3 separate regions of the Mus musculus genome follow, and regions 2 and 3 are each linked to region 1. The links are chromatin loops, found by intact Hi-C in ENCODE. Cell type or tissue: left cerebral cortex. All regions are shown on one strand. Region 1 overlaps Mtarc2 (mitochondrial amidoxime reducing component 2). Region 2 holds the start of C130074G19Rik (RIKEN cDNA C130074G19 gene). Region 3 has its middle 9.1 kb from the start of C130074G19Rik.

The links. Peaks named below come from ENCODE experiments on the same cell type or tissue, not always from the same donor. Only the 100,000 strongest peaks of a DNase experiment are listed, where the experiment ranks them.
Region 2: a loop joins it to region 1, with 2.7 times the contacts of the local background. A loop is called at or near these places in 10 of 42 quality-filtered maps.
Region 3: a loop joins it to region 1, with 7 times the contacts of the local background. A loop is called at or near these places in 10 of 42 quality-filtered maps.

The regions. Positions count from the first base shown.
Region 1 is chr1:184,823,600-184,826,099 of GRCm38, forward strand. All of the region lies in intron 4 of Mtarc2 (mitochondrial amidoxime reducing component 2), which reads right to left. Among named protein-coding and RNA genes, the nearest start is that of Mir1981, 2.4 kb to the left of the region's middle. In left cerebral cortex, CTCF peaks have their summits at 1,113 (motif pointing right) and 1,705 (motif pointing left); DNase peaks (open chromatin) are centred at 276, 1,131 and 1,696; H3K4me3 peaks cover 326 bases; H3K27ac peaks cover 245 bases.
Region 2 is chr1:184,881,906-184,884,405 of GRCm38, forward strand. It overlaps C130074G19Rik (RIKEN cDNA C130074G19 gene), which reads right to left and starts at 1,131. Exons shown (of 2, transcript NM_178692.3): 1 at 781-1,131. The coding sequence starts at 1,086. Gm34602 (a long non-coding RNA gene) reads left to right here. Exons shown (of 4, transcript XR_003948516.1): 4 at 1-376. It also overlaps the pseudogene Gm17905. In left cerebral cortex, a CTCF peak has its summit at 1,203; DNase peaks (open chromatin) are centred at 830 and 1,154; H3K4me3 peaks cover 1,543 bases; H3K27ac peaks cover 1,354 bases.
Region 3 is chr1:184,890,926-184,893,425 of GRCm38, forward strand. No RefSeq gene overlaps it. Among named protein-coding and RNA genes, the nearest start is that of C130074G19Rik, 9.1 kb to the left of the region's middle. In left cerebral cortex, a CTCF peak has its summit at 1,284 (motif pointing left); DNase peaks (open chromatin) are centred at 129, 1,298, 1,617 and 2,443.

The DNA.
Region 1 (2,500 bases):
AGAGAGAGAGAGAGAGAGAGAGAGAGAGAGATCAGCTTCGGTGAGTTTGCAGATCCCTCAGCCCCAGATCCTGTCTCTAACCTGGAAACAGATTCATGTATCAGCATGATCTCCTGCATCCACTTTGTCACGTGTCTGCACGTGACATCATCCAGATGTCAGAGGATCCTGTCTTGGTGTCTTTACAGCACCTTAAGGTCTGTAGCTATACATTTAATATCACACAGTCACATGCTTACATAGAGCTACATAAAGATTATGGTCCCTCTTATTAATTAAAAAGTGATTTAGGAGCTTGGCAGGATGCCCCACGACTGTAATTCCAGACCTTGGGGGATATGGGCACAGATCTGGGAATTCCATGACTCGGGTTATCCCCACAGCCTAGGCTACAGCCTAGGTCCATCTCTTGAAGGTTTGTGACTGATCTACTGAGACCCACTGATAATCCGTACACTCCTTTGTCTGGGCCTCTAGGAGAAATGGGGCATTTGAAGATGCCTACAATCAGATGCAAACAATGGTCCTTAGAAACTGACGTCAACCAGGTGAGGCTTCTAAATAGATGCCCAGAGACATATACGAGGAAGAACTGACCCCTGGTTAGCTGGTGGCTTTGACTCCCTCAGGGCCTGAGAGGGACTTAAGTTTCTAAGGAGGGCAGAGCAAAGGCAGGAAGGAGCACCACCTAGTCTCCCTTCTGCAACTGGCTATGACATCATGATCCACTCTGCATTCAAAGGCAAACTAGCTCCTCCCTTGGGTCTATAGGCATTATTGAGCAAAGCACAATTAGTATCCCAGTACAAACTGGGTCTTCAAAACCAGACACCTCCCACCCAATGTGACCACAGCAACAGTACAGAGGTCTCCACAGATGCCCTGGGTCCCCAGTTACCCTCCAAGAAACTGCTTCTGGTGGAAATAAACACGATGTTCCAAGCAATCCGTTGGCCCAGGAACTACGTAAGCTTTGTAAAAGCCAAGGTCACACCATGTGACAAACGGTGTTCAAACAGTGGAACACCAAAGACAGCACGTGGCAAACCTCCCGCTGGAGGGTGACCAGTACAGCGCCTGTCTGAAAGGCAAAGGGCCCAGGACTGTAAGCGGGCAGGGGTTCTACGCTCCTTTCACCACACGAGGGCGCTGCAGCCACAAGCATGTGAGCCAAAGACAGCTTGGCACCAAGGCTCGCCAACTCCCAATTCCCTTACTCCAAGTGACAATGAGTTCAACATTCCAAGCTATTTGTCTGTGGAATTCTGCACTATGGCTTTCACAGAAAGCCAGCGACCTTGACATGTTCAGTTAGGGTTTTAGCTCAACTAGGTCAAATGTTCCATAGGTCAAGTGCAGGGCTCCTTAGCAGTTTATCTGGCTTCCTACAATCTGTCCTTAACGCCTCCAAATTCTAGCTCTGACTGCGTCCTGTTAATGACTTTATTAGGCACCCATCCTCATCTGATCATTGTTCACATTTTGGTTCAAAAACGCTGATTTGAAAAACGACCACGTTTAAGCTTAAACGCAATGGTTAATTTAGTTTCTAAAGGAAAAAAGTGGGTTTTAAATAACTCAAAATTAAATTCACCATGGAGGAGTTTAATATTCACTAGACATATCAACGCAAAGAAACGCACTATCCAGCAGGATTCCAGGGGCTCCACAAACCAGGAAACCGTTAGAAAAGTCTAGTGCGCCCCCTGCTGGTTTAAAAACCAAGCTGCACTCTTACAAAATCGAGCCCCTAGTCAGAGCGAGGAGGAATTTGAGTGGGAAGAGAGAAAAGGGAAGAGAAATGGTCAAGGAAAAAAGGGGGGTGGGAGACGGGAATGATACTCTGTGTTATGGGCTCCACTCTGTGCAATGACACTGAGAATGTTTTTATTGTTACTATTTTTTAACAGTGTGCCGGTGTTCTGCATGTGTTTATGTGCACGCAGTGCGTGAGGAAGCCCAAAGACAGAATTGCATCCTCAAGCTCTGGGGCTGTAGAGATCTGTGAGCCACCATGCAGGTGCTGGGAACCAGATGTGGGTCCTCTGCAAGAGCAGCCAGTGCGCTAACTGCGGAGCCACCTCTCCAGCCAGCCCATCCTGGGGATTTTCTGTCAGGCTGTGCACGCTTTGTAAATAGGAAAACTAAGACTACACCAGGCTTTCCACCTGATGCAAGACCCTGAGAAAAAGATGACGGAAGAGCTGGGGGCAAGGAGGGGGGTGAATCACACACAAACAGCGTGAGACAGTCATCACAATCCATACAAGTATTTGTTTTAAATGTAGGAAAGTTAAACTAGACCTAATATAGAGAGAGCGTCTTTTGTTGGGGGGGGGGGGTGTTTAGTGCACTGTGTATTCAAATGCTGACTTCTGTACCCAGAGATCTGGTGGCAGTCAGAACTTTGCTACTGTCATTAAAGTATCACCTGATTCAGTATTTTGTAAAACATTATACTCCATCACCATCTGATTGGTTAAAATAAAGAACTGAACAG
Region 2 (2,500 bases), 58 kb after region 1:
ATGGCTTCCTTACTCCCAAAAGCCCTACTTCACTTCAACAACGCATGTTATCATTGCCTGCTTGTGAGGAAGCTCCGGTCATATCATTCAGAATGATAAACTAAACTCCTGGCAAGGGACCGAATGTCTCGGGTATGATGAAGGTCACCCACTGAAGACTACCTGGACAATAATTCCGAGAGTTCAGAGGACTTTGGTCAGAACAAACACAAGCAATGAGTTTTGTGATTCCCCTCCACTCCAACTCCCTCCCTAGCCCTGTCTAGGTCAGAGCACCTAGAAACCATAATCATGTGCCCTGAAAACGAAACTCATTCGGTTCCCCATCCATCCTTCCTTTGGCTCTCCCACCAAAGTAAAAAGGCAGGCCGAAGAACATCTGAAGTCCCGGGGTGCAGAGATTGTTGATCAGAGAAGGGGGAGGGGTAACAGGTTCTAGGTATGTACTGGCTGAGTTAGCAGGCCCCGCGCGGGTTAACCCCGGGGTCTAGGACTGAATCACCTAATATTCTCCTGTGGCGGGGTGCCCCAGAGAGAGTGCGGGAAATAGGTGGACCTAGACTGCAACTTCGCAGCTGGGTCCGGGGCTCAAGTCAACTAACCTCACCATGGCTTCAGCATTACCATCAGCTCCAACTGGGAGCAAGGGTCCTGCCCGCGCGCTCAGCTACACACCCTCCTAGTGATGGTCCCGGAGGCCAGCGGGGATGCGGGCACAACTCCACCCAGCGCGACTCCCGGTTCTGTCTGGATCAGGGCGGCCGGGCCGTGGGGACCTACCTTGCCGTACTTCTTCAGTTTTCGCCGGTACCTCTTCTTGGGCTTGTCGCCTGGCGCGGGCTCCTCCAGGGAGTCGTAGCGCTCAGGCAGCGCAGCCAGGTGCACCCTGCGTGCGCTCGGAGTCCCCGCGCGCCGCCCGCCCTCTTCGCGCTCACAGTCCGGGCTCGCCGGGTCCTCGTCCTCGCCCTCCAGGTGCTCCACGATGGCATCTGTCTCCTCGTCACCGGCGCGGCGCGATCGCCCCAGGGGCCTTCGGCCCACTAAGCTGCTCGCCGCCTTGCTTCGGAGCCGGGCGCCCACCGTCATGATGCCGCCGAGCTCTGGAGAAGGGCCCAGGCTATGAGGCAACCTTTGCTCCACGCTCCGCCCGGCTCCTGCCCCTGCGGACCGCCCCGGCCCTGTGCGCTCCGGGAACCAGAGGTCGCAGCACACCCATGCGGTGGGGTCCAGGATTACGGGGGCAGACGTAAAAGGCTTTCCGGAGAACCCTGCAGCAGAAACCATTGCTCAGGGTAGGCAAGTTCAGCTGTACTGGGAACAGACTCCAAACAACAGACCTACTACGGGTGCGGGCATTTAAAACTAGCAGGGTGTGGTGGCACACACCTTTAATCCCTGCGTTTAATCCCAGGCTGAGGCTGGTGGATCTCTGAGTTCAAGGCTCACTTTGGTTCACAGAGCAAGTTCCAGGATAGCCAAGGCTACAAAATAACAAACAAACAAATGGTAGAGATGGTATTGGTGAAGATTCCTCAGTGCTGGTGTGGACATGTTGACAGGGTCATGAAAATATTATATTCAGACCTGGGGATGTAGCTCAGTTGGGAGAATGCTACCTAGGCATGCCCGAAAGTCCGGACTCCATCCCCAGTGTCACAGAAGCCCCATCAAGGTGGCACATGCTCCGAACCTAGGAAGTGGAGGCAGAAGGATTAGGGGTTCAAGTTGACCACAGCGAGTCTGAGGTCCAGCCTGGGCTACATGATGCTCTGAATCAAACACAAGCAAGAAGCGCAGGGTAAGAAAACGTTAAAAATGTCTTCCCAACATTCACATGCCTGATGATCAGCATTTCTGTCTCCCATCAAAACATTCCATACATACTTACAACTAAGTAAAGGGTGGAGTCCGTCCTTGGAAGCTGAGCAGGCGTTTAGACAACGTGTGTTCTTGGCAGTGGAACCTGAACAACAGCCATCAAGCCCAGTGTGTGTATGTGTGTGTGTGGGGGGGTCTCACTCCACATTATAGGAAGGAGAGATGAGATCGGTTTTTATAGAAATCAAGTAAGTGGTTTCTTTGTGGCTTCCAAATCAAATCTTCTTACATTAAATTGCTTCCTGAACATTTTAGAGACATGACGTTTTTTAGAGATTCATTTTTTTAAACTATGTTTAATTATGTGTAAGTATGTACAGAGTCTCTGGCCTGGAGCTATAGTTACAGACAGGTGATGTGGTTGCTAGAAATCTATCTCTGGTCCTCTGAAGGAACAGTGTATGCTCTTAGCCACTGAGCCATCTCTCCAGCCAGTTTCCAACTGTTTAGACATTTTCTTCCTCCATGGCCTGAGATCTCCACTAGCCTCCTGCTCAGTCATCAGAAAGCAGTTCTTCACACAGTTCATGAATGTGGCTTCCACTTTGGAACGAGAAACACTTTTTTCTATACTTGTCTGCAGTTTTATTTTAATGTCTTCTGCAGAGCAAGGTCTTATTGG
Region 3 (2,500 bases), 67 kb after region 1:
ACATTATGTATATAATTGCTTCGTTTGGATGTATATATGTGTACTGTATGTGTACCTGCTGTCCTCAGAGGGTGTTAGACACCCTGGAACTGGAATTACAGTTGGTTATGAGTCACCACGTGGGGGCTGGGAAACAAGCCTGGGTCCTCTACAAGAGCAGCCGGTACTCTTTACCTGAGTCCTCATCTCTCTAGCCCCCAACTTAATTTCTTTCTTTCACTCTTTTTCCCTCTCTCCCTCCTCTCATTTTCTATGGGGGTGGGCGCAGGGCCTTACTCTGCTGCCCTGGCAGCCTCACACTTACAGAGATCTGCCTGCCTCTGCTTCCCAAGTGCTAGGATTAAAGGCGTGTATCATCGTACCCTGCAAATAGTTTTATATAGTGAAAGAGTGTCCCTTGATAGAGAGAAGAACTGCAAGATCATGCAGAAAACATACGGACGGGTTCAGCATCCTCTCTCAGTAGGCCAGACATCACCTTGACCTAGGGGATGTAGCACCCAGGAACCACTGAGAGCTTGTCTTGCTGAATTTGCGAGTTTGCCAGGTATTTTTCCCAAACCATTAAACTCTAAAGGCAGGACAGGAAACAGGAAGATGTAAGGTTACAGATGCTCAGGTGCAGGTCACAGGACAACTTGTGGGGGTCCCCCGGGGTCAAGTCATCAGGCTTGGCAGTGAGCACTTTCATCCACTGAGTCATCTTGCAAACAATGGGTTAAAGGTAGCCCCCCCCCTCCCCCATGGTGTTTATGTCTGCACCACAGCCTAGGACTCTGGTTCCAGTTCCAGGGTGTCCAATGCCCTCATCTGTCCTCTGAGGGCACCAGGTACACATACGGTATCCACACATACATCCAAACTAAGCAATTATACACGTAGCCTGGTTTAGGGCTGCTGAAGCCGAACTTGAAATCTTCATACACCCAAGCCAAGTACTTTCAGTGAAGTCCAAGCAAGCACATGAACATATTTCACACTTTAGAGTCTGATGGCTTTGTATAAGTTGTAAAATTCCCAACATCTTCTAGCCCCAGATATGACAACCTGGGGCTCTGGAAGACCTCACATGGATGCTGCCATTTGGAGCTCTAATCCAGTCTCTCCACTGAAGCCCCTTTTCCCATTTTCTGCAGGCAGAGAAGTCCTCATACTCTTTCTCCCTCTGGTTTGGGATCCTGGACATTCTCTGGAAGACCCTCCACTGTGAGGGTTCTCCCCAAAGCACTCCACACTGTATCCCCATGATACTCTATGCATGCCCTTCTGCTGCCACCTCATGGCCAGGCCTTTTCTCTGATCAGTTCCCAGCCTTCAGACTCAAAACTAGCATATACAGCCTTCCATGGAAAAATGTCACAACAGCGGTTTCTGGATGCCGTGATGCTTGTATTTTATATTTTTATCACAGTCTCTCTCTCTCTCTCTCTCTCTCTCTCTCTCTCTCTCTCTCTCCCCACGTGTGTGTGCCACATCATGCATGATGCATGTGAAAGTCAGAGGACAGCTTGTGGGAGTCAGCTTTCTCCTACCACTGAGATCCGGAGAGGGGACTCAGGTCATCAAGTCCCCGTATCCACCAAGCCCTCTTGCCAGGCCTGAGATACTTAGGTTTTCGTTTCACATTTGACTCACCTCAGTTGATATGGCGAGGCTCTCCTTCATTCTGTAGGGCAGAGTTCTCTTCCGTTCTGCATCTGCTCGTGCTGAAGGATGCTGAAGTCGACCAACTATTGCGATTGATACTTGAGTGAACGCAGAACGCAGGTCTCGTTTCCTATCACCTGGCTATTTACCCACGATTGAGATCACCAGCTTATACAGCATTTCTTTTAACACCTGAAGATCACTCATACTGTGTTCCAAAATAGCTGCATGAGTTTACAGACCACACTAACAGTGTGCGGGAGTTCTCTTTCTGAACAACCTCGTCCACACTCATCTTTTATCTTTTGGACAGTGATCAGACAGGATCCTCTTGCTTTCACTTCCCTGGTACCGAGACTGCAGGTGTGCTCTACGACTCCCTGCTCCTTAGCGTGGCTTGTAAGCGCATTCTGACCTGTGACTTTGAGCACTTTCTCCATATTGGCCATTTGAGCAGTTGTTTACTTAGGTCCCTTGTACATTTGTAAATTGGGGTTTCTTGCTATTGAGTTGTCCAAGTTCTTGTATATTTTAGATATTAACTATCAGATAAATAATTTGCCAACACTTTCTACCATGTCGTAGACCAGCTCTTCTTTCTGTCTTTGGCAGCTTATCTGGCCCCAGGCCTCTTACATTAGCACAATACTTGAAACATTATTTTAAAACAACATTTCTTCCTAACCCCCTTACTGGCTCAGTAGCTGTAACTGCTGTGTTTTGTGGTTGTGCTAAATGTACAGTGTATCTCCTACTTATCATAACCCGTCTTAAAGTGACAGCAAACCACATATGTGGTGTAAGCACTCTGCGAAGATCCTCCAGGCTGGTGTGTTGTCGCCTTAGTAAAGTT